Linked DNA regions of Homo sapiens: regions 1 and 3 are each linked to region 2. The links are chromatin loops, found by intact Hi-C in ENCODE. Cell type or tissue: endothelial cell of umbilical vein. All regions are shown on one strand. Links, peaks and the distances in the headings refer to the core of each region. The heading gives the core; the rest is flanking DNA.

The links. Peaks named below come from ENCODE experiments on the same cell type or tissue, not always from the same donor. Only the 100,000 strongest peaks of a DNase experiment are listed, where the experiment ranks them.
Region 1: it touches region 2 in a loop (5-fold over the local background); 14 of 110 quality-filtered maps call a loop at or near these places.
Region 3: a loop joins it to region 2, with 4 times the contacts of the local background. A loop is called at or near these places in 15 of 110 quality-filtered maps.

Annotation. Positions count from the first base shown.
Region 1 is chr1:15,195,860-15,205,877 of GRCh38, forward strand. All of the region lies in intron 1 of TMEM51 (transmembrane protein 51), which reads left to right. Among named protein-coding and RNA genes, the nearest start is that of TMEM51-AS2, 29 kb to the left of the region's middle. RefSeq lists enhancers at 8,479-9,034, 9,403-9,572. In endothelial cell of umbilical vein, for the core only: no CTCF peak of the experiment used is centred there; a DNase peak (open chromatin) is centred at 4,962; H3K27ac peaks cover 1,005 bases.
Region 2 is chr1:15,268,072-15,278,089 of GRCh38, forward strand. FHAD1 (forkhead associated phosphopeptide binding domain 1) reads left to right here. Exons shown (of 34, transcript NM_001391957.1): 3 at 4,252-4,458. Among named protein-coding and RNA genes, the nearest start is that of FHAD1, 26 kb to the left of the region's middle. In endothelial cell of umbilical vein, for the core only: a CTCF peak has its summit at 4,659 (motif pointing left); a DNase peak (open chromatin) is centred at 4,650.
Region 3 is chr1:15,212,118-15,222,027 of GRCh38, forward strand. TMEM51 (transmembrane protein 51) reads left to right here. Exons shown (of 4, transcript NM_001136218.2): 3 at 2,778-3,314; 4 at 7,209-8,361. The coding sequence starts at 2,971. The coding sequence ends at 7,626. Among named protein-coding and RNA genes, the nearest start is that of FHAD1, 30 kb to the right of the region's middle. In endothelial cell of umbilical vein, for the core only: no CTCF peak of the experiment used is centred there; a DNase peak (open chromatin) is centred at 6,594; H3K27ac peaks cover 1,324 bases.

The DNA of each region.
Region 1 (10,018 bases), core at 1,208-9,207, 72 kb before region 2:
ACGTGGCTTGTGGGAAAGAAGCCCAAGCAGTCCTGGCTGAACTTCTTTTTCTGAGATGTGTTGAGAGTATCAATTATGTGTGGGTCCTCAGAGACCTGCAACTCCGTGGCTTACTCAAGGCAAAAAGTTCCCTCCCCATCACTTAAAAGATGGAGGCAGTCCTCAGCCCTGAGTTTTTATTCCTGCGACTTTGCTGTGTGTGCATCTCACTCACTGCATCTGACAATTGCATGGCACTGCATGGTGTGCGCCTAGCTCATCCACCCATCCATCCCCCACCCAGAGACACCCAGACTGCTGCAGTGGACAGCCTCACCCACGGGCCCTGTGTGGGATGTGAACTCAGCTGGAGACCTGCCGTGCTGTGCCAGAGTGAGCTTGGACCACTTTACAACAGCCAATTATGCACATCTCCTCCCTACTCCGAGTTCAGTGACATCGTGTCAGTAGCTCGATAGTGCTGTGATGGGAATATTTACACCACAGCGATGGGCCGTGGCAATCACTACAAATCTGGGCTGTGTGTGTGTGTGCATGTGTGTGTGTGTGTGCGTGTGCATGCACACATGTGAAAGAGAGAGGGGGAGGGAGAGAGAGCTAGTTTACCAGCATACCACTGTGAGGGAGTATGTGGAGACTTTGTTTTCTAGAGACATGGTGCACCAGCACACACAGCAAGAGACAGGGTCTTTCTATGTTTCCTGGGCTGGTCTCAAACTCCTGGCCTCAAACAATCCTCCCACTTGAGCCTCGCAAAGCACTGGCATTACAGGCATGAACTATTGTACCCAGCCCTTTAATTTTATTGAATTAAGTGCTTCCAGACTGGTACCAGAATGACCATCCAATTTTACATGTCATTTCAAAAAAATTGTTTTCCCAGTTTCCAATTTAAAAAGACTTATGAACAAGTATGTGCATTAAACAACAGTGACAACATAATTTCAAGTCACCTATTAATTCAGCTAGTTGGCCCTGGGATGTAGTGCAGAATTCTAAAGATAAGTGTTGACTAGAATTCAGTTTCTAGTTTTGGCATTCTAGGACTCTTTCAAATGCAGGAGACAGAAAACTCAGTGTAATGAATGAGCTCTTATCACTCAGCCCTCCAGGGTTCTTCAGACACAGCGGGATCCAGGTTTGCAAACAGTGCCATGAGGACTCACTCCCTGCCGTTTGGTTCTGCTTTTTGCTGTGTTCATTCATTCCCAGGCAGGCTTTCTCTGCCCAATGCTCTGAGCTGCCTATGCAATGGAGGAGTGTCTCTTTCTCAGCAATTCCAGGGAAAGTTAAAATTTGAAACTCATTGGCCCAGTGTGGGTTACGTGTCCGTCTTGAAATTATCACTGTGCCCCAGAGTGTGGGAGGCCCTGATTGGCCAGGCCTGGGCATGTGCCTGCCCCTTGAGCCAGAATCAAAGTCATATGGACTGAGAATGGGGAGGGCCCTAGAGAAGGAAAACCAGGCACTGTTCCCAGCAGGTTAGGAGTGCCTGCTGGGCAGGTAAAACAACAGCATCCTCTCAACTTCTCTGGGGCGCTTGAGACTGACCGGTGCCCCTCCCTGTTGGACACCTCCTCCTGTGACCTTTGGACCCTGCGTTTTCAGGGCTTCCCGGCCTCTCTGACTGAAGAGGCCTTCTCTGCATCTTTACCCAGGCCATCTTCTTACCCTGCTTCTGGCTGAGGCTCTCTCCAAAAGCCCCGTACTGAGGCTCTCTCCAAAAGCCCCGTACTGAATCACTCACCTCATTCCTGCTAAGTGTGTGTTGTGACCAGTGCTCCGATTATGGGCACAGGCTCTGTGTACTCTCTTGTCGGGATGGTATCATTGTTGCCATTTTACAGATGAGGAAACCGAGGCTCTCAGTGGTGGAAGGAGCAGCTAGTGAAGCAGATGCACACCAGGGTCCTTTCCTTCAGCTGCCGTAGCCCTCCACTTCCCTGATCTCGCTGTGTCTGTCACCAGGGCCCTCCAGCTCTGAAACTATGTCCCTTTCCTTGTGGTATCTGCACCCAGCCAGCCACCACCTTTCCTCCCACAACCGTGAACCTCTCAGCCTGTGTGGACAGGCGTAGCTTTGGCTATACATGACAAAAAAAAAAAAAAAAAAGCAGATTCAATAAGATAAACCTTTATTTTTCTCTTATGTAAACAGAGTCCAGAGGTCAGCAGTCCAGGGCTGAAAAGGCAGCACCGTGATCCTCAGGGACCTAGGCTCCTTCTATCTTGCTGCTCTGCCAGTCTCTACCTCACATCCTAGTATGGCTGCTTGAGCTCCAACCATCACATCTGCACTAGAACCAATAGGAAGTGGGAAGCAGGGGGAGACATGTCTCCTCATTTAACATGTTTCCCTTCCTGAATGTGCCCCACCCCCTATACACACCCTGCTTATATCCCATTGGCCAGAACTTAGTCACATGCAACCGCTAGTGAGCTGCCTAAGAGGCTGGGTACTGCTATCTTTATTCTAGGAAGCCACGGAAAGCCGAGCATCAGCTTACTATGGAGGAAGGGGAACACGGATATTGGGAACCACAAATAGGCAAAATTAGTATTACTATTATTTTTTGAAACAGAGTCTCACTGTGTTGCCCAGGCTGGAGTGCAGTAGCGTGATCTCAGCTCACTACAACCTCTGCCTCCCGGGTTCAAGTGATTCTCGGTGCCTCAGCCTCCCGAGTAGCTGGGACTACAGGTGTCCGCCACCACGCCTGGCTAATTTTTGTATTTTTAGTAGAGACGGGGTTTCACCATGTTGACCAGGCTGGTCTTGAACTCCTGACCTCAAGTGATCTGCCTGCCTCGGCCTCCCAAAGTGCTGGGATCACAGGCGTGAGCCACCCCACCTGGCCAACTGGCAAAACTCAGCCACCCTGCCGACCAAATGAAAACATCAGACCAGTGAATTGGCACGCTCTCTTTTCTTTCCCTCCAGCACAGGGAGAAGGAGGAAAGAGCAGCAGGCTCACTGTGCTTGGAGGTGAGCTGTGCCGGGCAGGTGACATCTCACCTTGGCCAGATCTCTCTGGTGCATTCCTCAGGAGGTCAACCCCGTTTCCGGCCCTTAGCTGGGACCTGCTTGGTGTTTACAGATTGACGTGGCAGAGGGGAAAAACACCCAAGATGTGCCCACTGAGCCCTGTGAAATCGTTTTCCAGCATGGAAGTTTCACCAGGGCTTCTCTATAGACAGTGAGGCCACTTCTGAATGCCATAATGCCATGCTGGCTGTGAAGAAAGTCGATTGTGTCTTTTTTTAGTTCACGGAGACTTTTTTTTTTTTTGGAGACGAAGTTTCACTCTTGTTGCCCAGGCTGGAGTGCAACGGCGCAATCTCAGCTCACTGCAACCTCCGCCTCCTGGGTTCAAGCAATTCTCCTGCCTCAGCCTCCCGAGTAGCTGGGATTACAGGCGCACGCCACCATGCCTGGCTGATTTTTTATATTTTAAGTAGAGATGGGGTCCCACCATGTTGGCCAGGCTGGTCTCAAACTCCTGACTTTTAGCTGATCCACCCTCCTTGCCCTCCCAAAGTGCTGGGATTACAGGCATGAGCCACCACACCCGGTCAGTTCACAGAGATTTTAAAACCCAGGGGGGCAGGTGGTTGTGAGGGTGGGCTAGCCACGGGTTGGGGGAATCATAATGCCAGCTTTCCCTGCAGCATCATGTCTTGGCAGCACCAAACACAGAAGAGGAAACTGAGATTCTGAGAGGCGTAAGGAGCAGCTACTGAAGCAGATGCATGCCAGGGTCCTTGCCTTCAGCTGCCATAGTCTCCCATCTCCCCAGTCTCCATGTTTCTCTGTCACCAGGGCCCTCCAGCTCTGAAATGATATACTTTCCCTGTGGTACCTGCACACAGCCAGCCAAACACTCTGTTGGATAACCCTCCACGTGGATAACACGCTCACCCCTCAACCCTATGAGACCAATATTGTATCCTAGCTGCTGCTGGGCAGAGGTGGGATTTAGTTCCCTCCTGTGAGCTGTTGTGCCCTGACTTCTCTGCGAAGTGGGGACCGTAGCACTTCCTTCCCGGGGCTGCTGGGAGATGATGTGTGAAACATATTAGCAATACCGTGGAGGTTGTGAGCACTCGGCCCAGGGTAGATCTTTTTTATTACCCAGTGGGAAAGAGGGCCTAAGCGAAGCAAATGTGGGCTGGATTGCGTCCCCCGCCAAATTCCTTTGTTGAAGCCCCCTGTCCCCAGTACTCAGAATGGGATTGCATTTGGAGATAAGGCCTTTACATAGGGGATCAAGGTGAAGTAAAGTCATATGAGTGGGCCCTAATCCAATATCACTGGTGTCCTTGTGAGAAGAGGATCTCCTGAGCCCAGGATTTCAAGACCAGCCTGGGCCATACTGGGAGACTCCATCTTTACAAAAAAATGCCAGGCTTGGTGGCATGCACCTATAGTCCCCAGCTACTCAGAAGGCTAAGGCAGAAGGATTGCCTGAGCCTGGGATATCGAGACTGCAGTGAACTGTGATCATGCCACTGTACTCCAGCCTGGGCAACAGAGCGAGACTCTGTCTCAAAAAAAAAAAAAAAAAAAAAAAAAGAGAGAGATTAGGACAGAGACACACACGGAGGGACAACCGCGTGAGGACAGAGGGAACAGGTGGCCATCTACAGGCCACAGAGAGAGGCCTCAGAAGGAACCAACCTTGCTCAGAAGGAACCAACCTTGATCTTGGACTTCCAGCCTATAGAATTGTGAAAAAATAGATTTCTGTTGTTTCAGGCACCCTGACTGTGGTACTGGTTATATCAGCCCCAGCAAACTAATACAAGCTCTTAATCTCTCTTCCCCTCCCCTTCCCTGCAAGCTGTCCCCTTTTAACCTTAATTCCAGTTTTATGATTAAACATCTCAGCGTCAATTATTTACAACACATCCAGATGAGTATCAGAGCTGCAGGGGACTGAATGACTCACACTGGGGAAGCTGGTTTTCATGAAGGGAAAAACGACACTAAGAAAAACAGGGAATTGTATCTCCTGACCACAGAGACTGAAACTGACCTAGGGAAAGTTTCTGTCAGCCGCAGCACAGGGAGGATCTCTTCGTGGGAGTGGGGGGCCCGGGAGGCACCAGGCAGTGGAGTGTGCCACAGGTGCCTCACACCTGTATATGGCACCTGCCAGCACGCAGGCTGTTTACTTACCCAATAGTTGGTTTGACTGGGCACAATTCCTTCATCCAGATAAAACTAATCACTCGGAGTGAGTCGTGTCTAGTTTGAATCTTTGCTGCACCATTCACTGTGTGACTTTGAGCAAGTTTCTTAACTTCCCTAACTACAGGCTCCTCTTCTGTGAAATGGGGCTTATTCTAGAAACTTTTTCATCAGCTTGGGAAGTTTAAGCATGGTAATAAATAACTGAGAAATTAGACTGTGATTATATTAAGTAAATAATATTCGTAATAGGTCGTTAAGAAAAATAAATATATTAAAATTTTATAAATAAAAACAAAACAGAATACATAAAATTAATAAAGAAAAGTAAATATATAATGAGTATTAAAATTGTATAAATAAAATTTAAAAATGGAATACATAAAATTAATAGTAATAATAAGTAATAAATAATAATAAAGGCATGTAAGGCACCCAGCACTGGCATTTCATAGGAGCTTAGGAGAATGTTCACTGTAGTTGCCACAATTCCGAAATGTAACAGTTGGAAAAAGAATCAAGTGTGACAAGTGACTTCCTAAAAATCGAAGACAGGAAGGAAACCCAGGACTCGAGAAAGCAGCTCTGGCTAAGATGCTTCGAGTAGGAAAGTCAGGTATAAAGTGGAGATGAGGGAACGGGGAATGGCGAGGGGAGGGGGACAAGCTCGGCTCAATACCAAAAGAGCTCTTGGCAGCAGGTTTGGGAACCACTTCTACAGAGACAGCATTGCGGTGGCTAAAAAAGAAAATGTCCAGATATGGGCAGGACAAACTTTCTCAAACGGCGTCCTAATCTCCAGAATCAGAGCTGGTCTAAGAAAAGTCTGGGAACACAGAGGGCTTGCTTCTGCAGGACTCGTGGGCCTGCAGAGGGCTGGCTGTCTGCTTCACGTACCTCGACTTTTGGCTTAAAAGCCCTCATATAATGAGTACTTAAAGTAAACGTCAGTCTTGTCCTGTCGTCAGCACTTTGGAACTGCAGTTTTGAGCCCCCAGGAAGTGGGGTGCCTGCTGACTCAAGCACGAGAATACCTTTATCAAGTTTGTTGGTCCCAGCAATGTTAGAACAAGTGTAAACTTGGCTCGTTAGCAGAATCCTGGGTTAAAATGTAAACTTGGTAGAGGAGCACCGCCATGCCAAGCCTCCCTCCAACCTGGCCACACGAGGAAAGGGCGCATAATTCACCAAGCGATTGGTTTTATCAGGATTGAGAAACTGTGCCTAATCAAATCAGCTATTGAGTAGGTAAACAGTCTGTGCTGGCAGGCACCATACACAGGTGTGAACGGGAATGCCACCTGCAGGAGTTGCCTGGGTCTGCCATAACAAATTACCCCAAACTTCATGGCTGAAAACAACACACATTTATTGTCTTGCAATAAATGTGTTCTGGAGGCCAGAAGTCCAGCCTCAGTTTCATGGGTTAACATCACAATGTGGGCAGGGCTGGTTCCTCCAGAGGCTCTAGGAGAGCATGCGTCTTCTTGCCTTTTCCAGCTCCTGGAGGCACCTGCATCCCTGGACTTGTGACTCTCTCCTCACATCCTCCTGCTTCCATGATTCCATCTCCTGCTTCCTCCTTTGACCTTTCTGCTTCCCTCTTATAAGGCTACTACTCATCAAATTGGGCCCACCTGGATGATCCAACGTAATCTCCCCATCTCAAGATTCTTAACTTAATCATGTCCAAAAAGGCACTTTTTCCATATAGGCTAGAAGTTACAAATTTTGATTAGGACCCGGATATCTTTGAAGACCACGATTCAGCCTCCCATGTGCCTGTTCCCAAATTCCAAGAAACACAGGGTGGTGAGCAGCAAAGAACCCTGTGCAGGACCCCGCTTCTTCTCTGCCCCTAACTTGAATGGCCTTCAGTTAGTCTCTGACCCCTTCTGGGCCTCTGTAAAGATTAATGGACGCCCACCTGCCTCCATAGGCCTTTAAAGGATTTCTGGCACAATTAGAGCAGCTACTGTCTGCAGGGCATTGGGTCAAGGCCCTCAATGTATTCACTCATGGATTCTTCAGCTTTATGGTCCCTGAAAAGTGCTGGGCAGGCTCCTGACTTAGAGCCTTGGCTCTGTGGTTCCCTCCTCTGCCTGGAATGTTCTTCCCCAGGTATTCATGTGATTCCTCCCTCGCATCCTTCAAATCTCTGCTCAGATATCATTTTCTTGGTGACTGTGTACCTGGCCACCGTTTTTTGTTTTTTGTTTTTGAGACAGAGTCTCGCTCTGTCACCCAGGCTGGAGTGCAGTGGCGTGATCTCGGCTCACTTGCAACCTCCGCCTCCCTGGTTCAAGCCATTCTCCTGCCTCAGCCTCCCGAGTAGCTGGGATTACAGGCGTGCGCCACCCCTCCCGGCTAATTTTTGTATTTTTTTTTTTTCAGTAGAGACAGAGTTTCACCATGTTGGTCAGGCTGGTCTCGAACTCCTGACCTCATGATCCACCCGCATCGGCTTCCCAAGGTGTTGGGATTATAGACATGAGCCACCACACCTGGCCTGTTTTTAAAATCACTACCCACAGCTCTGTTATTTTCTTTTAGCTTGTATTACCTGCTACCATACCACAGACTCTAATGTGAGCTCTATGGGGACAAGGCCTTCTGTCTGTTTTGATTGTTTCTATGTCCTCAGTGCTTAGATCAGGACTTGGTCCATAGTAGGTGCTCAGTTAATATTGTGTTAGGTAAATGAATAAACACCTGTAATCAAAACTCTGAGCTCGTCACTTATAAACCCAGTGAGGTAGATCCCAGTAAAATTTACTTTGTACAGATGACAGAGCTGAGACTGAGAGCCCTAAGAATTGTCTTGTCTAGGTAATTACTAAGTTACAGAGCTGAGATACAAACCCGGCCTCTGATCTGGAGCCCAGGCTCCCAGTCCCACGGCATAACAGGTGGAGTGGATACTCACCAGCACCCTCTGCAGTCCCTGATTTGATAAATTCTCATCTGTGACTTCTCTCCTTTTTTCTGCAAAATGCCCCTTGGGGAAGACAAACTAAATGAGTCCAGTCAGTGTCCAGAACTGCCTGTCACACAAGGACAAATGCTGAGTCCAGATGGCACCGAGGTTCACACAAGCCTGGCTGGCCACCAGGAACACTGACCACAGGCAGCAACGTGGGACAGGCTCCAGCTTCTCTTCCAGGCCCCCAGTCCTCCCACTCTTCAGATTCCAGGGCTGAGCCTCCAAAGTTGTCCACCTAGGCTGGGTGAGGTGGCTCACGCCTGTAATCCCAGCACTTTGGGAGGCCGAGGCGGACGGATCACCTGAGGTCAGGAGTTTAAGACTAGCCTGGCCAGCGTGGTGAAACCTCGTCTCTACTAAAAATACAAAAATTAGCCGGGTGTGGTGGCGCACGCCTGTAATCCCAGCTAGTTGGGAGGCTGAGTCAAGGAGAATCACTTGAACCTGGAAGGCAGAGGTTGCAGTGAGCCAAGATCGCGCCACTGCACTCCAGCCTGGGTGAGAGAGCGAGACCTCATTGATGGGAACTCTGCCCTGCCTTGGTGGAAAGGCTGGCTTTTCTGCTGCTCCGTGAATGAGGACGGCCTAAACAAGGGGCTTTGTGGACAGGCGCTGCCACTTACTAAACTGAGACTTTGGGCAAGTTTCTCCACCTCTGTGCCTCAGCGTATTCCTTGATAAAATGGACAGAGGTGGGGATGACAGTACCTCCCTTATATGACTGTTGGGTGGGATAAATGAGCTAAATTGTGTAAAGTGCCTGGGGTGTCAGTGCCCTAACTATGTGCTGGGGGTTGGGGGACTAGAGTACTGGGGGTCTGGCTGATGGTCAGAGCCTGTGCTTAGCCTTGTTTGCCAGGGTCGGGGGGCTGCTGCTGTTGTCCCCAGAGACACCGATGGCCAGAACCTGGAGAAGGTTCGAGGTGTCAGACTCACATTGGGCTGACGGGGACAGGAGATCTGCATCCCTCAGTGCTATCCTGGCAGAGGAAGTCTCTGAAATGTGAGATGTCACATTTCCCAAGAAATACTGAATGTGACTGGGTCCCCCGTGCCAGCCTTCTAAATAAGGCTGGACACCAGCCACCTGCTTAGAGAAAGACACTATGTCAAGTGCCTCAAGAAAAGATGTATGGTTCATGAACTCGCTGCTTCTGCTTCTGGTCCCTTGAGTCTTCAAGATGAACTTGTCTTCCTTAATTTCTCCAACACTTACGTGGATTAGCAAGGACCCTGGTGATGTCAGGTTTTATACAATGCACCGACAGCTTGTGTTTGGAGTCGGGGAGGGAAGCTGCCTCTTTTCTCTGCAAGCCATGACATATTCTGGAAGATGCCCACTTTCCCATCGCTGTGGGATTACTGAGGCTGAGCCCTCACCCTGGAATATCCTGATCTCTTACCCCCAAATTCCACCCACAGGAAGGCCACAGAGGCCTCAAGGCCCTGCAGAGCTGCATGCGTATCTTCCTTCTCCCTGCCCTCCTCAAATTGAATCCGTCATTCTTTTTGGAAGCTCTTCAGACACGCTCCATTTTGGCAGTGCTACTTGGTGTTTAAAAGTGTGGGTTTTAGGATCAGGCGTACCCTACCCCTGCCTCGTACTCACTGTGTGACCTTAGAAAAATTACTTTCCGTCTTGGAACCTGTGTCCTTATCTATAAAATAGAACCAATAACTATTAAATGATGATGCACATAAAGAGCTCCACAGAGGGCCTGGCACAGAATTGGCATTCAACACACATTGATGCTTTCTCTGACGCTGACTTCCCTTCTGTTAGGCAGAATCGCCTGTCTTCCTGCTGGATTGTAAAAGTCTGTCTCATGTATCTCGGTATCCCC
Region 2 (10,018 bases), core at 575-8,574:
GCCATGCTGGTGTGCTGCACCCATTAACTCGTCATTTAGCATTAGGTATATCTCCTAAAGCTATCCCTTCCCCCTCCCCCCACCCCACAACAGTCCCCAGAGTGTGATGTTCCCCTTCCTGTGTCCATGTGTTCTCATTGTTCAATTCCCACCTATGAGTGAGAATATACGGTGTTTGGTTTTTTGTTCTTGCAATAGTTTAGTGAGAATGATGATTTCCAATTTCATCCATGTCCCTACAAAGGACATGAACTCATCATTTTTTATGGCTGCATAGTATTCAATGGTGTATATGTGCCACATTTTCTTAATCCAGTCTATCATTGTTGGACATTTGGGTTGGTTCCAAGTCTTTGCTATTGTGAATAGTGCTGCAATAAACATACGTGTGCATGTGTCTTTATAGCAGCGCGATTTATAGTCCTTTGGGTATATACCCAGTAATGGGATGGCTGGGTCAAATGGTATTTCTAGTTCTAGATCCCTGAGGAATCGCCACACTGACTTCCACAATGGTTGAACTAGTTTACAGTCCCACCAACAGTGTAAAAGTGTTCCTATTTCTCCACAACCTCTCCAGCACCTGTTGTTTCCTGACTTTTTAATGATTGCCATTCTAACTGGTGTGAGATGGTATCTCATTGTGGTTTTGATTTGCATTTCTCTGATAGCCAGTGATGGTGAGCATTTTTTCATGTGTTTTTTGGCTGCATAAATGTCTTCTTTTGAGAAGTGTCTGTTCATGTCCTTTGCCCACTTTTTGATGGGGTTGTTTGTTTTTTTCTTGTAAATTTGTTTGAGTTCATTGTAGATTCTGGATATTAGCCCTTTGTCAGATGAGTAGGTTGTGAAAATTTTCTCCCATTTTGTAGGTTGCCTGTTCACTCTATATTTATTATAGAATATAAATATTCCATAATAAATATATCCATGGGATCAGCTGTGATGGCCTCTCTTTCATGTCTGATATCAATAATTTGTGTCTTCTCTCTTTTTTTCTTGGTTACCTACTAGAGGTTTGTCAGTTCTATTGATCTTTCCAAAGAACCAACTTTTGTTTTCTTTGATTCTCTCTATTGTCTTCAATTTCATTCATTTCTGATCTAATATTTCTTTCAGTTCTTCTGTCTATGTTAGGCTTATACTGCTCTTCTTCCTCTAGTCTCCTAAGGTAGAAACTTTGATTATTGATTTCAGATCTTTCTTCTTTTCTTATGTGTGCATTCAAGGCTATAAATTTCCCTGTAAGCACTGCTTTCACTGCTTCCCACAAATTTTAAGTGGTATTTTCATTTTCATTTAGTTAAGATAATTTTTAATTTCTCCTGAGATTTCTTCCTTCACCGTGTGTTATTTAGAAATGTGTTGTTTAATCTCCAAATGTTTTGGGATTTTCCACCTATCTTTCTGTTACTGATTTCAAGTTTACTTCCATTGTGGTCTGAGAGCATATTCTACATGATTTCTATTCCTTTAAATTCATTGAGGTGTGTTTTATGGCTCAGAATGTGGTATAGCTTAGTGAGTGTTCCATGTCAGCCCAAGAAGAACGTGCACCTTGTTGTTGTTGGGTTAAGTGTTCTATAAATATCAATTAGATCTTGTTGATTGACGGTGTTGTTCAGTTTAACTATGCCTTTACTAATTTTCTGCCTGCTGGCTCTGCTAATTACTGACAGAGGGTTGTGGAAGTTTCAGCTGTCATATTGGGCTTATCTGTTTTTCTTTGCAGTTCTGTCAGCTTTTGCCTTGTGTATTTTGGCACTCTGTTGTTAGGTGCATGCACATCAAGCATTGTTATGTCTTCTTGGAGAATTACCCCTTTACCATTATTTATGGCTCTCTTTTTTTTTTTTTTTTTTGAGTTTCACTCATGTCACCCAGGCTGGAGTGCAATGGCATGGTCTCAGCTCACTGCAACCTCCACCTACTGGGTTCAAGTGATTCTCCTTCCACAGCCTACTGAGTAGCTGGGATTACAAGTGTGCACCACTACACCCAGCTAATTTTTGTATTTTTAGTAGAGATGGGTTTTCACCATGTTGGCCAGGCTGGTCTCAAACTCCTGACCTCAGGGGATCTGCCCGCCCTGGCCTCCCAAAGTGCTGGGATTACAGGCATGAGCCACCACACCTGGCCTAATGCTTCTCTTTATCCCCAGTTTTTCTTGTTCTGAAACTGCCTTGGCCGCAGTTAGTATAGCTACTTCAGCTTTCTTTTTTATTTTAATATTTTGGGTGGCAAAGTGTTTGGTGGAAACTTGGAAAGTGGCTAATAGCACAGACATTTGAATCAGGCGAACCTGAGTACAAGCCAGGTGACTTGTCAAGCGGGGTGACTTTGGGTAAATTCATTCTGTGTCTCAGTTTCCCTATCTACCAAATGGGAAACTATCTCTAGATTGTTGTGAAGATGAAATAGGGCAATGCAATAAAGCACTAAGCAATCTCCTGGCTTGTAATGTGTAAGTAATATGTTTTATTGTTACTCTAGTATACATATTAATATATTCTATTATTAATATAAGCTCTAGGTTGTTATATGATGGAACTTTAGTTGTCTACATGCAAGTACTTTTATATAAAAGCTGGACAGGGCACCCTGAGAAGATAAACTTAGAAAATAGTTGCAAAGTCTCAAGCTGGCATGGATGTCTGGTTGACAGTGCCCTTAAAAGATGAAGACTTTGGCCGGGCACGGTGGCTCACGCCTGTAATCCCAGCACTTTAGGAGGCTGGGGCGTGCGGATCATGAGGTCAGGAGTTTGAGACCAGCCTAGCCAGTATGGTGAAACCCCGTCTCTCATGCCTGTGATCCCAGCATTTTGGGAGGCCGAGGTGGGTGGACCACGAGGTCAGGAGATGGAGACCATCCTGGCTAACATGGTGAAACCCCGCCTCTACTAAAAATACAGAAAATTAGCCAGGCGTGGTGGCAGGCGCCTGTAGTCCCAGCTACTTGGGAGGCTGAGGCAGGAGAATGGCGTGAACCCGGGAGGCAGAGCTTGCAGTGAGCTAAGATCGCACCACTGCACTCCAGCCTGGGCAACAGAGCGAGACTCCATCTCGGAAAAAAAAAAAAAAAAAAAAAAATTAGCTGGGCGTGGTAGCACATGCCTGTAGTCCCAGCTACTCGGGAGGCTGAGGCAGAAGAATTCCTTGAACCCAGGAGGTGGAGGCTGCAGTGAGCCGAGATCGTGCCACCACACTCCAGCCTGGGTGACGGAGCGAGACTCTGTCTCAAAAATAAAAGACGAAGACTTCAGTGTGCCCTGCAGCTCACAGTCAGAACATTTCCCTTCATCCCTCCAGGGCCCTGCAACCAGGGGAACATGCAGTCACCTCCTTTGTGCTGAGCTTCACTCAGTCCTCTTATTAAAGTGAAATTACAGAGGAGCTTCTGTCCCTTGCCATCAGTTTGCAGACACACTGGCTGGGGCCCCTTTCCTTTGGGGAAACATGGTCACACCAAGCCCCCTTTTGAAAAGCGGGCCATCTGTGGTTAGGCAAATCCTGAATAGCTTTTAAAAAGCAATGGAAATAACTAATCGCATGGGAAATATTTATTGTACATCAAGGTTTTTCAAAGGTAGTTATAAAACTATGTATGTAGGGTGTGATTAATTTTGTTTAAAAAAATTTAAAAGGACGTAAGCATAGAAAAAAAACGTGGAAGGATGTGAACCTCAATGTTAACCATGGCTGCCACTGGTGAGGGTGGGATTATAAGTAACGGTAATGGCTTCTTTAGTACTTTTCTCTATTTCTTGTTTGGGCCATTTTTGCCTCCTGTCCTGGTACTGAGTACCACCATAAATACCCATGTGGAGTCAGGGAAAAAGAAAATGGCCAATTCCTTGACGATTTTCGGTTTTGGTAAAATAAAAAATAAAAATAAAAACAAAAACAAAAAGAAAAGAAAATGGCCAATTCCCTGGTCCCATATTTGTCCAATATGACTCTCCCAAGATCCCTTTGCCTTTGTGTTGCCTGATTTCCCCACTCAACAACTTAGGTACCTGTCCCCAGGTCTGGTGTCAGACAGAGCACATATCCCAAGCTCCTTCACACACTAGCTGTGTGGCCTTGGGCAAGTCGCTTAACCTCTCTGATCCTCAGCCTCCTCCTTTTAAAATGAGGATTGTCGTGATGATCTGGCGGCGGCAAAACAGGTAAGGCACTCAGCTCAAAACATTAGGGGCCGTGTCATTTTTGTTTTCATGGCTACGACTGTCCTCCTTCTCCGTTGCAGTCTCCTGACATCGACAACCACCATGCACTCATTGAATATAACGAGGCGGAGTGCAGCTTTGTTCTCCAGGACTTCAATTCCCGCAACGGCACGTTTGTCAACGAGTGCCACATTCAAAACGTGGCTGTGAAGCTCATCCCTGGAGACATCCTGAGATTTGGGTCTGCAGGGCTGACCTATGAACTGGTCATTGAAAATCCACCTCCGGTGAGTCCGGGCCACTGGGGGATAGAGGGGCCATGTCGCCTTCGTGCAGCCCGGCGCTCGGATGCAGCTGCAGGGTGGCGCTTATCCACATTGGTGCCACTGTGATCGCACGCTGCACACAGGCAGCAGAGACAGAGTGGACCCTGTGGAGTTCTGAGTCATTCTGGCGGGTCCCAGGAAGGAGAGAATCTTAGCACCCTCTTCTGGGCATTTCTTGGAGTTGCATCTTGGCTCACATAGAACCAGTTTTCCAAAAATGTGCAACTTCCTGAGAGGAGGCGGAAAACAAGGTGTGCTTTTGAAAATGCAGAGGTGGATTTCATTTTTAGGTAGATGAGCACGCTGCTCCTTCCTAGCTCTGTGACCTGGGCCAGACTTCTTCATATGCCCAGGTCTCTGCCTTCTTGACGGCACATGGCATCAAGAGAATGTCTGTAGAGCCTGAAACTCAGTGTCCAAGTAGACGCTCTTAACACATAAGCGCCTGAAAAGCCAAATCTGTGAAGTCCGAGCCAGTGTTTCCCTAAACATGTCTGATTATCAGAATTTGAGGGGGACTGTTCAGTAAAATTACAGGTTCCCGGGGCCCCTCCATGGGAGATTCTAATTTTGTGACTTGCCAGTGGGGGAGGAGGAGGATGCACAATATCTCTATTTCTTTTTTTTCATACAAAGGTATTTATTGAAGTATTATTTGTAGTGGCATAACATTTGAAACCTAAATGCCCATCAAAAGGGGCATTGTTTAATAAAATATAAGGGGTTCATTCTTATGTGGATAACTATGCTGCTTTTTTTTAAAATGCAGCTTTATTGAGGTATAGTTGACATACAGTAAAACTGTACATGTCCAAAGTACATCATTTGCTAGGTTTGGGAACATGGATATACCTGTGAAGCCATTGCCACAACCAAGACATTAAGTGCACCCGTCACACTACAGGGTTCCTCATGACCTTAGCATTTCTTTGCTTCCTTGCTTTGAACAGCTTTATAGAAGTATAATTTATGCAGCATAAACCCTGCCCATTTTAAGCGTACAATTCAACACATTTCAGTATATTTACAGAGGGGTGCAGCCATCACCACAAGCCACTTTCAGAACATTGCCATCACCATGTACATCCTAGAAAGAAACCTGTGAGATACTTGACTTTTTGTGTTGGTTTGTGCAATTTTTTATGTTTTAAACTGTGGTAAAATACATATAACATGAAATTCACCGTATTCACCGTTTCTAAGGAACAGTTCAGTGTTGAGTGCATTCACATTGTGGCGCTGCTGTCACACCGTCGATCCACAGAACTCTTTTCATTTTGCAAAACTGAAACTCTGCCCCTATTAAACAAGAGCACACTGTCTCCCTGTTGCCCTCTCACCCTAGCCTCTAACGACCACCGTTCTACTTCCTGTCTCTGTGAATCTGACTACTCTGGGTACCTTGTATAAGCGAAATCATACGATATTTGTCCTTTTGTGTCTAGCTGGTTTCACTCAGCACCAAGTCCTCAAGGTTCATCCATGTTGTAGCATGCGTCAGACTGTCCTTCCTTTTGAAAGCTGAAGAATGCTCCCTTGTATGAGAGACCACATTTTGCTTATCCGTTCTTCCATGGGTAGACACGTGGGCTCCTTCCGCCTTTTGCCTATTGCAAATGATGCAGCTGTGAACCTAAGTGTACAAATTTGGGGAGGGGTATTTTGTTTTAATCACATAAGTGTGTCACCCAGTGGTAAAGATGTCCAACCTTCACTTCTGAAGGAGCAAAAGAATGTATTATAAAAGATTCTGTTTTGGCCAGGCATGGTGGCTCACACCTGTAATCCCAGCACTTTGGGAGGCCGAGCCGGGCAGATTGCCTGAGCTCAGGAGTTTGCGACCAGCCTGGGCAACACGGTGAAACCCCGTCTCTACTGAAATACAAAAAAAAAATTAGCTGGGCATGGTGGCGGGCGCCTGTAGTCCCAGCTACTCTGGAGGCTGAGGCAGGAGAATTGCTTGGACCCAGGAGGTGGAGGTTGCCGTGAGCCGAGATCATGCCACTGCACTCCAGCCTGGGTGACAGAGCAAGACTCCGCCTCAAAAAAAAAAAAAGATTCTGTTTTGTATAATAGTTTATATTTTGTTAGTGAATGAGAACGGTAGAGTTATTATAATGGAATAATGAGGAGGAGCAGGAGGGACACTGTGCTAAGGCATTTACCTGCTTTCCCTTATTTAATGCAACAGCCTAGGGCATGGGCTCTCTCATGATCCCCATTTTGCAGACAAGGAATCTGAAACTCAGAGAGGTTAAGTAATTTGCCCAGGACCACACAGCTAGTCACTGTGAATTAAACTCTGTCTCCACTTGCAGGTAACAATTGGGAGAAAACCATTGGGTCAGCTGCTAGGTGCAGCAGTATCATCAACTGGTTTTCAAAGACAACAAAGCACACTTTTTTTTTTTTGAGACGGAGTCTCACTCTGTCGCCCAGGCTGGAGTACAGTGGCCCGAGCTCGGCTCGCTGCAAGCTCAGCCTCCCGGGTTCACGCCATTCTCCTGCCTCAGCCTCCCGAGTAGCTGGGACTACAGGTGCCCACCACCATGCCTGGCTAATTTTTTGTATTTTTAGTAGAGATGGGGTTTCACCGTGTTAGCCAGGATGGTCTCGATCTCCTGACCTCGTGATCCGCCCGTCTCAGCCTCCCAAAGTGCTGGGATTACAGGCGTGAGCCACCGCGCCTGGCCAACAAAGCACACTTTTACAGTCACTTGGCTGTACATGAATTTTAAAAATTCTTATTTCTACATGCAGTTGCCTCCTGCTTTATTAGCTAAGGGACTTTTGGCAGCCAGACATCTGCCCCCTGGCCCATGCCCAGAGTACCTCACAGCAGCCCGAGCGTTTCCAGGGGGCAAGCCGAGCCTCTGTCCCTGCCAGGTTTTCCTCAGAAGACCCCCTGTCCGCCTCCACCCCATCCTCACAAAACTGCTCTCGGCTCCCTTTCAGAGCATTCCTAGATCAAGAGACATTCGTGCAGGCTTCCTCTTAGTGACAAAGGGTCCTTTGCAGGCCTGAGTGAGGGCAGCCATGTGGACTGAGTTTCTCTTTCTGATGGCTTCCCTTTCTATTTGCCTGATGACCTCGACCTGTGAGCTATAAAAAAGAAAAAAGGAGGTAGTGAAGAGCGTCTCTCATCAAATCTCATCTCATTTTGGGGTCCAGTTTTTCTAAGAAATGTGTAGCTGTCTTGATTCCAGCATGCTCTTGTCTCTTATTGATTCTTTGAGTCCCTAGAGAGGGGGCTGTGTCTTCCCCGCGGTAGAGTTTTCAAGGATTGTTTCCTTTGGAAGAGGACTGTCCTAATATTGTAAGGCTTAGCTGTTCTTTTCCCAAGAAAGAGTTCCCAAACAGAAAAATTTATTTCAGGCTTTGTGGTGACCATAACCAACAGAGAGGGACGTGACAGCCATTTCAATAGGAAATGGGAGGTGGAGGCAGAAGTTAGAGACCCAAATGTGTTTGTAGACATCACAGTGGCTAGCGTGGGTGTCCTGAAGTTCAAGTGAGTCTGCCCCACACAGTTCTGCCCTGCTCTTGACCAGCTGTGGGATCATGCACAAGTTGCTTCACCTCTCAAAGCCTCAGTTCCCATTTCTGTAAAATTGGAATCCTAATAGTTCCTCATGTGGGGTTACTGTAGTAGTAAACGGGTCATTGTTTGCAAATTGCTTAGCCCAGTATCTGGTGCCTATGATAGCAGGAAGGTAAGAGGAGCACGCTAGCAGCCACCTGCCTCCACTGTGAGCCTTCCCATGGACAGAAAACCTCCCAAGACCTCCCAACTACCAGGTGGATGCCTTTGCAAATAACTTACCCATGGAGTGACATACAAGGTAGAAAAACAGAAAGAAACTCTTGGTTTACAAAGTACATTGGCACCCACGATATGCTTAAGAGTACACGTTATATATCATAGCTTTTTTGCCAAAGTATAGCCTAGGGGCCGGGCGTGGTGACTCATGCCTGTAATCCCAGCACTTTGGGAGGCCAAGGCAGGAGGATCGCTTGAGGCCAGGAGTTCAAGACCAGCCTGGCCAACATAGTGAAACCCCATGTCTACCCAAAACACAAAAAATTAGCCAGGCGTGGTGGCACATACCTATAGTCCCAGCTAGTCAGGAGGCTGAGGCACAAGAATTGCTTGAACCCGGGAGGCAGAGGTTGCAATGAGCGAAGATCATGCCACAGCCTGGGCAACAGAGTGAGACTCTCTCAAAAAAAAAAAAAGTATAGCCTAGGGCCACCACCTTGCACAACTCCAGTCACCATTCACAGTAGAGTCCACAAAGATGGCACCCCCTGGAGTTGTGCGAGGCATAACCTACAGGGCCATTTGCGATGCCCTGAAGCAACTGTTGAGTAGTAACACTGACTCCCTGCCTAAGTGTCAGGCGTGTGAAATCCAAGTCACAAAGTCAGATGTGCTTGCCGCGTTGTTTCTGCCATTATGATGTTTGCTTGTTGGTTTCTTTAGTGCTTTATGATTTCCAGGAAAGGAGCTGTGAGTGAGGGTTGTCCTGTGAACACTAGTGCTGTTCTTATAAAGCAGCTAGGTAAGGAAACCTACGTTGGCCTGTTCTGCCCTGCTCCCATTCCAGCCAGAGCTTCCCACATGACTTCTGGATGCAGTCCTTCGACCCTCTTGCAACCTCATGACATCCTGCCCAACATAAAGAGTGCCCATATGCCTGGCTACTCACTGCCTTAAAGGGGAAGCTCTTTGGGAGTGCAGTGAAGAACACAAAGGCTTTGGAGTACGATAGACTGAAGTTCAAACTCCAATGGCAATCTAGCCTTTCTGAGCCTCAGTTTCCAACTTTTGCCGGGCAGGAACACATTAACCACAGGCTCCCTTTCCCCCTTCAGAATTTGCATACAGGCCTTTGGGACCATCCCATCACTGTATAAACTGAAGCCCAAAGAGGTTCTGCAGTGTTCCCAAGATTGTGTAATCAGTTATGGCCAGAACCAGGATTAAGTCTCCTGAGTCCCGGTCTGGGAGTCTTTCCCAACAGCCCAGAGCACCTCGGTCACCTGAGAGCTCAGGCAAGTTCCTCACTGCAGTGCTGCCAGCCTGCCACTTCACATGCTCATGGGGGATGATATATCGTGTGGGTAGAAATGAAAGCCACCGATGATAGAAGAAAATGCAGTTTCAGATAGGGGCTTCCTCATTCGCCTCCACTATCTTTTCACCAGGGATGCTGCTGAAGTTCCTGGACAAACTCAGTTCCCCCCTTGCAGTTTCTTTTTTGATGGTGATGATAATGTCTGGCGGCTAATGTTTAATGAGCATTTACTATACGTACCAGGAAGTGTCCTAAGTACTTAATATATATGATCTCATTTAGTTCTCGCAAAGTAAGAAGTATCTGTTGTCATCTCCATTTTACAGGTGAGGCACAAAACGTAACACATTTTTCGGGGTTATAGATGGTAGGAGGCAGAGGAGGTAGATTAACCAATTCTGCTTAATTCTAAATCCCATGTTCTTAACCAGAGGTCGGCAGAC
Region 3 (9,910 bases), core at 1,911-9,910, 55 kb before region 2:
AAGCTGTGATGATATCTCTGTACATAATTCTTAGAAGTTGGAATTATAGAGCCAAAGGGTATAAACATTTTTGAAACTTTTGTTCTATAAATGCCAAAACTTGCCATCTAAAAAAATGCCATGAAATTGCCATCCCAATACCTTTCCCCACACTGAGTATTATCACCTGTTTTTAATCATTGACAGTTTATCAGACAAAAAGAATGTATTAATCCCGACATTTTAATCTCTGCCCATGATTCACATCTGGAGCCTGTCTTTCTCTCGTGCAGCATAAGGCAAAGCTGGAATGGAGAACGAATGAGGGCAGGCAGTGAGGGGGTTAAAGCGGCTCAAATCACTAGTCTGCTAACCACACTCTCAGCGTCCCACGTACAAGGCCTGCCTGTCAGGCACTTAGCATGTGCTCAGAACGTGGTATTTTCATCACTCCTGCTTCCAGCACAACCCCCTGGCTGTGTACTTCTCCACCCTCCGAGTCTGACCTTGTCCCAGATCCATTTGGTAGAACCGGTGCATTCCTAAGGCTGCCAGAGCCCCCATCCTTCCTTTTGCCAGCCATGAGTGATACTGTAAGAAATAAATATCCTTGTGTACGGTCCCATCTGGTCCTACCGCAGCTGTCTGCAGTGGGATCCCTGTTCAGCGCCCTGCACGCCACACACATGCCCATCCTACCTGTTCATATTCCATACATATGCATGCATATGTACATAGGTGCTCGCACGCATGCACATGTGCTCATGTGTGCATAAACATATATGCACACGTGTTCATGCCCCAGTGTGCCTTGGTGCTTCTTCTTAACTCCTTCAAGAGCAGAGCCAGTGCGTTCACGCACGTGCACATACACAGTGCTGTGCATTCAGGGTTCAGGCCCAATTAGGCCAGTGGGAATCCTCTCCCACATAGACTTTCTGTATGTCCCACAGCCCTGAGCTAGGACACCCTGCTGTCTAATCCCACAGTTCCTGTACTTCCTTCTTACTTTATTGGTATTCCCTATAGATCATTTTCCTGCTGGCCTAGAAGCTCTGCTAATCCTTAACTTGCTCACTGCTGTTTCTCCAGTGCCTAACTCGCTACTTAGGAGGTAGTGAGATGCACAAGAAATATTTGTTGGGTGAAAAAAAGAAGGAACAGACTTAAAGCTGATAAAGGATGTTGTTCCAAATATTTTTAGAGTCTCTTTTAACAAAGTGGCCAATTTCAGATAAACTCATGGTTTCACAAGAAAATATCTTCGCAGCATCAGATTTCAAGCAGCCTGGTCAGTCATCCTTTCGGAGAGACTGGAAAAAATGCAGAATTGAAAACAGGTCCTTGCCCAGCTAAACATCTTGTAAATTTTACTGTTTTGCAAAAGTTCCTGTCACAGGAATAATGTATGGGGGAGAGGTTTAGCAAGGGGCATTGCTTGCTCCTCCTCCTCAGTCCTTGAGAATGTTCTAAACTAAAGCCTTGAGTGACTGCTTCTCTGGCTCGCTCTCAACCAACAAATGCTGTGGAATCCCAGGACCGCTGGCTGCTCCCTTTAGCGCAGGGTCTCTGGGCTGCTTTGTGGAAAGAAGGTTTATTTTGTCCAGCTGGGCACAGGAGCGGAGAGGAAGAATGTGCAGGCCTGTGTCCCTTTTAACAAAGGGAGAACTCGATGTGGTTTCAGAGAAGCTTGTCTTGCTGGGTGACTTCATGTGGCCTGCATTCATTTCATCCAACATTGACTCTGCAAACTTTTTTTTTTCGAGACAGAGTCTTGCTCTGTCACCCAGGCTGGAGTGCAGTGGCACAATCTCGGCTCACTGCAACCTCCATCTCCCAGGTTCAAGCAATTCTCCTGCCTCAGCCTCCCAAATAGTTGGGATTACTGGCACGTGCCACAGCACCCAGCCTTTTTTTTTTTTTTTTTTGTATTTTTAGTAGAGACGGGGTTTTACCATGTTGGCCAGGATGGTCTTGATCTCTTGACCTCGTGATCCATCCACCTCGGCCTCCCCAAGTGCTGGGATTACAGGCATGAACTCTGCAAACATTTTTTGAGTCCCTGCTGTGTGCCAGGCTTAGAGATGATGACAATGTGGTCATGGGAAGAGAGAGACTCACCACGGTGGTTGCTGGAGGATTTGGGGAGCACATGAAAGGGGCATCTGAGCTATGGGTGACCAGAGAAATGTTCTGGAGGGTGGTTGGGGGTGGGTAGTGCAAAGAAAGGCAGGCTGAGACATGCAGTAGGAGAGGCAGGAGCCAGGCTAAGGCCACCATGAGCAGCATCATTCTAAGAAGCTGGATTTTCTCCTGCAGGAAGTAGGGAGCCATTGAGGGTGGGGAACAGATGACAGTAGGCTGTTTGGCCTGGTCATACCATTGGCTGAGGCCCTGTCCCCCAGGTGAGTCTGTTACAACCATCGATTGTGGACCATTCATCCCATCGCTCACTCTCCCAGCAGCCTCCAGCAAGAGCTACGATTTTACTGCACTTCATTAAATTCCACACAATGTTTTAATGACCTGAGCTCCGACCTTTCTGGCCTCCAGCAGGGAAAGGTCTGGCTTTTCCTTTTCAGGGAGTAGCGGGCTGGGCAGACCGGCCTCCCTTCTCGCAGCCTCGCACAAGGAGCCTGAGCACGTAAGACATCTGGAATGCATCAAAGGCGAGGCCCAGCCAGAGCCGGCGTGCTCGGTGCTGCTGCCTAACTCCTTCAAGAGCAGAGCCGCCACATTCACAAAGCGTCTGGAATCGGAACTGATCGTCCTCTCTGCTCTTTCTGCTTTCCTTCCAGGCCCTTCCACCGCAGCCATCCGCACGGGAGGCCTCGCGATTGCTCGGAACCATCCCGCAGGAGTTCAGCTGATATTTTCTAGTGTGGGGCGAGAGATTTTGTGGAGCGCATTTAAGGGGTTTTTGTTGTGACTGCTGCCTTGTATACATTTATTTTCTTTCTTGGAACTGGGCCTCGCCCTCCTCCCACTGACATGATGGCCCAGTCCAAGGCCAATGGCTCGCACTATGCGCTGACCGCCATCGGCCTGGGGATGCTGGTCCTTGGGGTGATCATGGCCATGTGGAACCTGGTACCCGGCTTCAGCGCGGCCGAGAAGCCAACAGCTCAGGGCAGCAACAAGACCGAGGTGGGTGGCGGCATCCTCAAGAGCAAGACCTTCTCTGTGGCCTACGTGCTGGTCGGGGCCGGGGTGATGCTGCTGCTGCTTTCTATCTGCCTGAGTATCAGGGATAAGAGGAAGCAGCGGCAGGGCGAGGACCTGGCCCATGTCCAGCACCCGACAGGCGCTGGGCCTCACGCCCAGGAGGAAGACAGGTGAGGCCTGACTGTCCCCTTCCCTCCCCGGATCGGGGATGGGCACGCACGCATGCACACACATGTTCACACCTTTCCGTGGTGAAAAGACTGTCATCTACAGGCTTTATTGTCCCATGTTCGCCCATGACGCCTCTGTCAAAACGGTTTATCATTTTACAAATAACTTTAGACTTTTCTACCAGAGCTTCCCAAATAGCATGGTACAAATGGATTACAGGTAAACCAAGATTTTTTAAAAATTTTATTACAATAGATTTTTACACCATGGAATACTATTCAGCCATAAAAAGGAACAAAATACTGTCTTTTGGGCCAGGTGCAGTGGCTCACTCCTGTAATTCCAGAACTTTGGGAGGCCGAGGCAGGTGGATCACTTGAGGTCAGGAGTTTGAGACCAGCCTGGCCAACATGGTGAAACCCTGTCTCTACTAAGAATACAAAAATTAGCTGGGCATGGTGGCACATGCCTGTAGTCCCAGCTACTGGGGAGGCTGAGGCATGAGAATCGCTTGAACCCAGGGGAGTGGAGATTGCAGTGAGTGAGCTGAGATACCGCCACTGCACTCCAGCCTGGGTGACAGAGTGAGACTCTGTCTCAAAAAAAAAAATACAAAAACAAAAAACTGTCTTTTGCAGCAACTTGGATGGAGCTGGAGGCCATTACTCTTAAGTGAACCAGCATTTTGACCCGCCCAGGGTCACTGAACAGGGCCTGGGGTGGCCAGCATATTTGCTTGTCCCTTCACCCCAGCATGCTGTGTGTATGCTTTAATTTGAAATGGCTGGGAAGCAATTTTCCATTTGAGCAAAAATGCCACCAACAAATTTAAAAGATAAGTGATACATTGGGGAAGATATGATAATAGTTGATATCCCTATTATAAAAAGAGCTCTTAGAAATGAATATGTAAGATGAATATACCAATAGGAAACAGACAAAGATTATGAATATTCCATAGATGTTCAACCAATAGATGTTCAACTTCATTAGTCATGAAATGCAAGCAAAAAGATGTCTTTTCTTTTTTTTGCCTATCATATTGATCAAGATAGACAGCCCCTACTGTTGGAGAGTTGTAGGGAAGATGGATTGCTGATGAAATGTTGACTGATAGAAACTTTCTTAAGAGTTTCACCATAAGGGGCAGTACTGAAGATGTGCGTATTGATCCTATTTATAAGAGTTTATCCCTGGGAGACAGTCCCACAGGTGCAAAGGAGTTTGTACCAGTATATTTATCAGATCATTGTTTAGGATAACAAAAACTTAGAAACAACCTAAAAAACCACCTACTGAGTTAAATGACGTACCTATTCAATGGAGTTCTATGCAGCAACTGTTGATCTATATTTGTTAATGTGGGACCATATCCACAACAATGAGAAAAGGGGGATATAATACAGCATCTTTGGTCAGGTTATGGTCCCATCAAATGTTGTGGCTGTGGGATTGGAGAGGGGTAGGAAAGGTATACACCAGAATGTTACAGTGGTTTGTCTCCAGGTAGAAGGATTCGGGATGTTTTTCTTTTCTTCATTAGATGTTTCTGTGTTGTTTGAATTTTCTACAAGCATTTCTTATCTTTATAGTGGGAAGGGAATTGTTCTTAATGTAATATGGATTAAAGGGAACCCTTGGTACACTAATGGTGGGAATGTAAATTAGTGCAACCACTGTGGAGAAGTTTAGAGTTTCTTCAAAAAACTCAAAATTGAGCTGCCAAATGATTCAGCAATGCCACTTGTGGGTACACACCAGAAGAAAAAAAAATCTCATTATATTGAAGGGATTTCTGCCCTCCAATGTTACCAGTTACCACCCCTTTCCATGGTAATGACCTGGAAGTTACCATCCCTTTCCTAGAATGTTCTAAATAGCTTGCCCTTCAATTTACATTAACCCACTTCTTACTTTTGCACATAATTGAAAGTGGGTGTAAGTGGGTACAAATACAATTTCCAAATTAAACTCATTTTCTGATAGCAAAGAATAATATATGCTGTATTGGTCAGGGTTCTCCAGAGACACAGAACCAGGGGGATATATATTTTTTTAAATGGAGATTTATTATGAGGAATTAGTTCCTGGGATCATGGAAGCCAAAAAGTCCCACAATTTGCCATCTGTAAGCTGCAGACCCAGGAAAGCAAGGGGTATAATTCATTCTGAGTTTGAAGGCCTGATTGAGAACGAGGAGAGGTGAGGGTATAGATCCTAGTCTGAGAGCAGGAGAAGATGAAATGAGATGTCCCAGCTCAAGCAGTGAGGCAGGGAGAAATGAGTCAAATTCCTGCTTGCTCTGACTTTGGGTCTATCTAGGGCCTCCATGGGTTGGATGGTGCCACCACACTGAGGAGGGGAATCTGCCTTACAGAGCCCACCGAGCTGAATGCTAGTATCTTCCAGAAACACCCTCACTCTCACAGTGTTTAATATGGGCAACCATGGCCAGTCAGGTTGACACCTAAAATTAACCATCACACATGCTTATTCTAGAAAACTTGAGAAATATAGAAAAGAACAAATATCAATCACTCATCATTCCCCACCCTAGCTGTGAGCACATTTGAGTTCATTCCTAAAGGAGGGTGGGAGGAAAACCAAGGCAGACTTTGAGGTTTCTGATGTTGGCCATGATCACCCCACAGGTTCAAGTATAGAGTCCTGGAAAGTGGCTATTGGCGTTAATTCTGACAAATGTGTAGAAAATATCCTGACTTTTTGGTTTTCTCTTTCAACAGTCAAATGAGAATAAGGCTGAGAGGACCTGATCTTTTTGAGTCTTGGGATAAACTTGGAAGATAAAATTACAGAATAATTTGAGACACACATAAATGTTATATTTCAGATATTCTTTCTCTACTGAAAGTTGGTAGCAACTTTGTACATTTCTGTGTTGCCTTTGACCAAAGGACCCAGCTGAGCATTGGAATAGCTCACGCAGCATGTCGCTAAGTGGGAAAGGCTTAAAGGCAAAGGAGGTTTAACACCCAGATAACATGGTGGAGTAGTTGAGAGTACAGTGTTCACTTCCTGCCCTCCCATTTCCTGAAGGTCTGACCAAGTCATTTAATCTTGATGTATCTCAGTCCATCTATAAATTGGGTATTATAATAATAGTGAGATAGAAAACAGGCAGGACTTGTTTTCTGATCATAACCCTGCTGACCAAAACAGGATGTGGTCCAGATGAGATAAGGTTTAAAAAAACACTAGCCAAAGCCAGCAAACGGGAACGAGGGTGATCCCTGGCTGCCCTCATTGCTCATCAGCATGGGACACTCTCACCAGTGCCATGACAGTTTACAATTGCCATGACAACGACCTGGCAGTTACCATCCCTTTCCATGGTAACGACCCAGAAGTTACCTTTCCTAGGAAGTCTTAAATAGCTTGCCCCTCAATTTGCATTAACCCACCCCTTAATTTGCATGTGACTAAAAGTGGGTATAAATACAATTTCCAAGAGCCCCTATGTGGCCAACTCAGGGTGTACTGCCTATGAGTTAGCCCTGCTCCACAAGAAGCAGTGCCCTTCAATAAAGAATTGTGGTCTAACACCACTGGCTCACCCTTGAATTCCTTCCTTGATGAAGCCAAGAACCCTCCCAGGCTAAGCCCCAATTTGGGGACTCACCTGTCCTGTCCTGCATGACTAGTACTTAACTCATAGTGTTGTCAGGAATCTGAAATTGGTTCATATTTGCTAAAATACTTAGAAGGGAGCCCAGCTCATAGTAAACACTTGAAGTATTCACTTTTATTGCCTCTAAGACCCATTTGTTATTTACAAGGCTGCTGTGTGTGGACTCTTTGGAGCCCATCCCTTTGGGATTTTGAATGACTTGAGCACAGGCTAACACTCTCCCTGTCTGTGTGTCTTCTTGCAGCCAGGAGGAAGAAGAGGAGGATGAGGAGGCTGCCTCAAGGTACTATGTTCCCAGCTACGAGGAAGTGATGAACACAAACTACTCAGAAGCAAGGGGAGAGGAGCAGAACCCGAGGTTGAGCATCTCTCTCCCGTCCTATGAGTCACTGACGGGGCTCGACGAGACCACCCCCACATCCACCAGGGCTGACGTGGAGGCCAGCCCTGGGAACCCCCCTGACAGGCAGAACTCTAAGTTGGCCAAACGACTGAAACCGCTGAAAGTTCGAAGGATTAAATCTGAAAAGCTTCACCTCAAAGACTTTAGGATCAACCTCCCAGACAAAAACGTCCCTCCTCCCTCGATAGAGCCTTTGACTCCTCCACCGCAGTATGATGAAGTCCAGGAGAAGGCCCCCGACACCCGGCCGCCCGACTGAATGGCCCCACTTGAGCCACGCTCCCTCCTGTCTCTCACACCTTTCACCCCCAAGACTCTAACAAAGCCACATGAGCCACAGTTGAGAAGCGGAGGGGCCAGCTGTGCATGGAGCCATTTGGATGGCGGCGGGCGGGGGGGGATTCTCTGTATCAGGAGTGACTTTGTTGCCCCACACAGCCTCCTGCTGCAGGTGCTTTGGAAAGAGATGCTGCCTTGGAGCTGGTGAATCTGTGGACCACATTCAAGGGTGTGGCACAGGCATCTTCCCATCCTTTTCACTCCGAATCGCTGGCGACACATTCTCCTTTCCAGCTAGGAAAGGGTTCCTCGCGGCTGGTTTAGATTGTGGTTGTTTGTTTTGCTTCTACTAAGACTGTTTTGTTTCAAAAAGGAAACAAGTTTTGTGTTTGCTGTCTACGCTGGAGTCCTGAACTGTGGGTAGAAAACACGACCTGGCTTTGTAGAAAGGACACAGGGCTGTTTTATGAACTAAGCGGTGAGGCTCAGGTGGCGGCTCTCGCAGAGCCCCTGATGCTGTTGTTCTTTGAGGGCTTAAGGCCTGATGAACGTAGGCACGTGATGCATAATAGTCTTCAATGGTACACTTAACTAGTCTCTTCTGTGTAACAGCAAAAAAAAAAAAAAAAAGAAGAAGAAAGAAAACTGTAGGAAATGTTCTTTTTGAAATGCCATGCAATGGAGCTTTTTGTAATAAAATATTTTATATGTAGTACATTTGGGTGCTGAGTTACTTTAGCAGCTCTCCCAATACTGACTTTCTTAGGGGAAAATGGCAATAATAATAGCTAATATGTACTGAATACTTATGCCCAGTGTTGTGCTAAGCATTTCACACATCACCCCATTTTGTCTGGACCCAAGTCTGGTAATAATGCCATTCTGTTGTCAGCTCACAGAGGCTTTAGGTTAATGTAAGTGCCCTGTGTCACACTGCTAGTAAGCAGTAGAGCTGGGGTTTGAGCCCAGGTTGCCTGGCTCCAAGGCCTGAGTTCTTACACACCCCCCATACAGCTCAGTGTAAAGAGCTTTTCCAGACTTTGAATGAAGACTTGCACTTCTCAAGTTCAGAGGTTGTCTCTGTCAACCTATGCACCCAAAAGAAAGTTCTGGTTGTTTGAACAGCAGCTTTCTACCTGTCTAGGCATCCTTCCTATCTCCCTCTGCTGAGAACTGGCCCAGGAGGGAGCTCAGTGCAGCCTGTCCTCTGCCCCCAGAACTGACAGGCTATGTAAGTGTAGGGGGTGGGTGAGCATGTCCCCCTGGAGGGGGAAAGTGAGTCTATGCAGCTCAGAAAAGCAGTGCAATGAATAAGAAATGCTCAGGGGATCGCACGCTGTTGAAGAGGGGACATAGGAGGGGAATGGAGACCTCTGGGGTCAGGATCTTGACCGTGGAGTGAGTGTCTGGGAAAACAGACCCAAGTCCAAAGGAAGCCTTCCTGCTATTGGTGGGCATGGAGCCAGCCTGCTGAGGAGTCTGTGTCAACCTGGTTGGAAGAGTAATTCCCAGGCCCAGATGTTTTCCTAACAAGCTCCGGTGGACAGGGAAGGGATGACAGGCACCGAGTTACCTTCTTATCTCAAGATTAGCAGTAGTGACTAAAGTTCGAAACTTTCACTTTCCTTATGCGATGCATTATTAAAAGGGGAGATGTTGGGATTGGCTTTGTGGCATGGGACAGACACCCAGAGGCCTGGTCCGTTCCCCGGCCCACTCCTGAGCCGACCCATGGCTCTTTGTGTCTCATGTCTCTGGGCTGGGCTTGCTTTCCTGTTACTTTCTGTGCTTCTTCCAAACCAGAGGATAAATGGGAGGAAAATAGAAGAGAAGAGTAAGGACCCAGATGAGTTGAGAAATGACTTTCTGGAAGAGCTCTCAATCTGGCTTCTGGTAGAAACCTTTTGGGGTGTCTCCCTAGTCTAGATCCTCCACGGGGGAGAAGGAGTTGTGAGGCTTGGGTGGGCTGATTGGTGGTCCCCAAAGGTATCAGACCCTAATCCCTGGAACCAGTGAATATTACCTCGTATGGTAAAGTTTTTGCAGATGTGATTAAGGATTGAAGATGATGGGATTGTCCTGGGTTTGCCAGGTGGGCCCTTAATGCCAACCACAAATGTCCTCACAAGCAAAAGACGGGGAGAGTATATACAGAAGAGGAGGAGACAATGTCATCCCAGAGGCAGAGATGGGAGTGATCAATCTACAAGTCCAGGAAGGCCGGCAGACACCGGAATCAGGAAGAAGCAAGGGATGGACTCTCC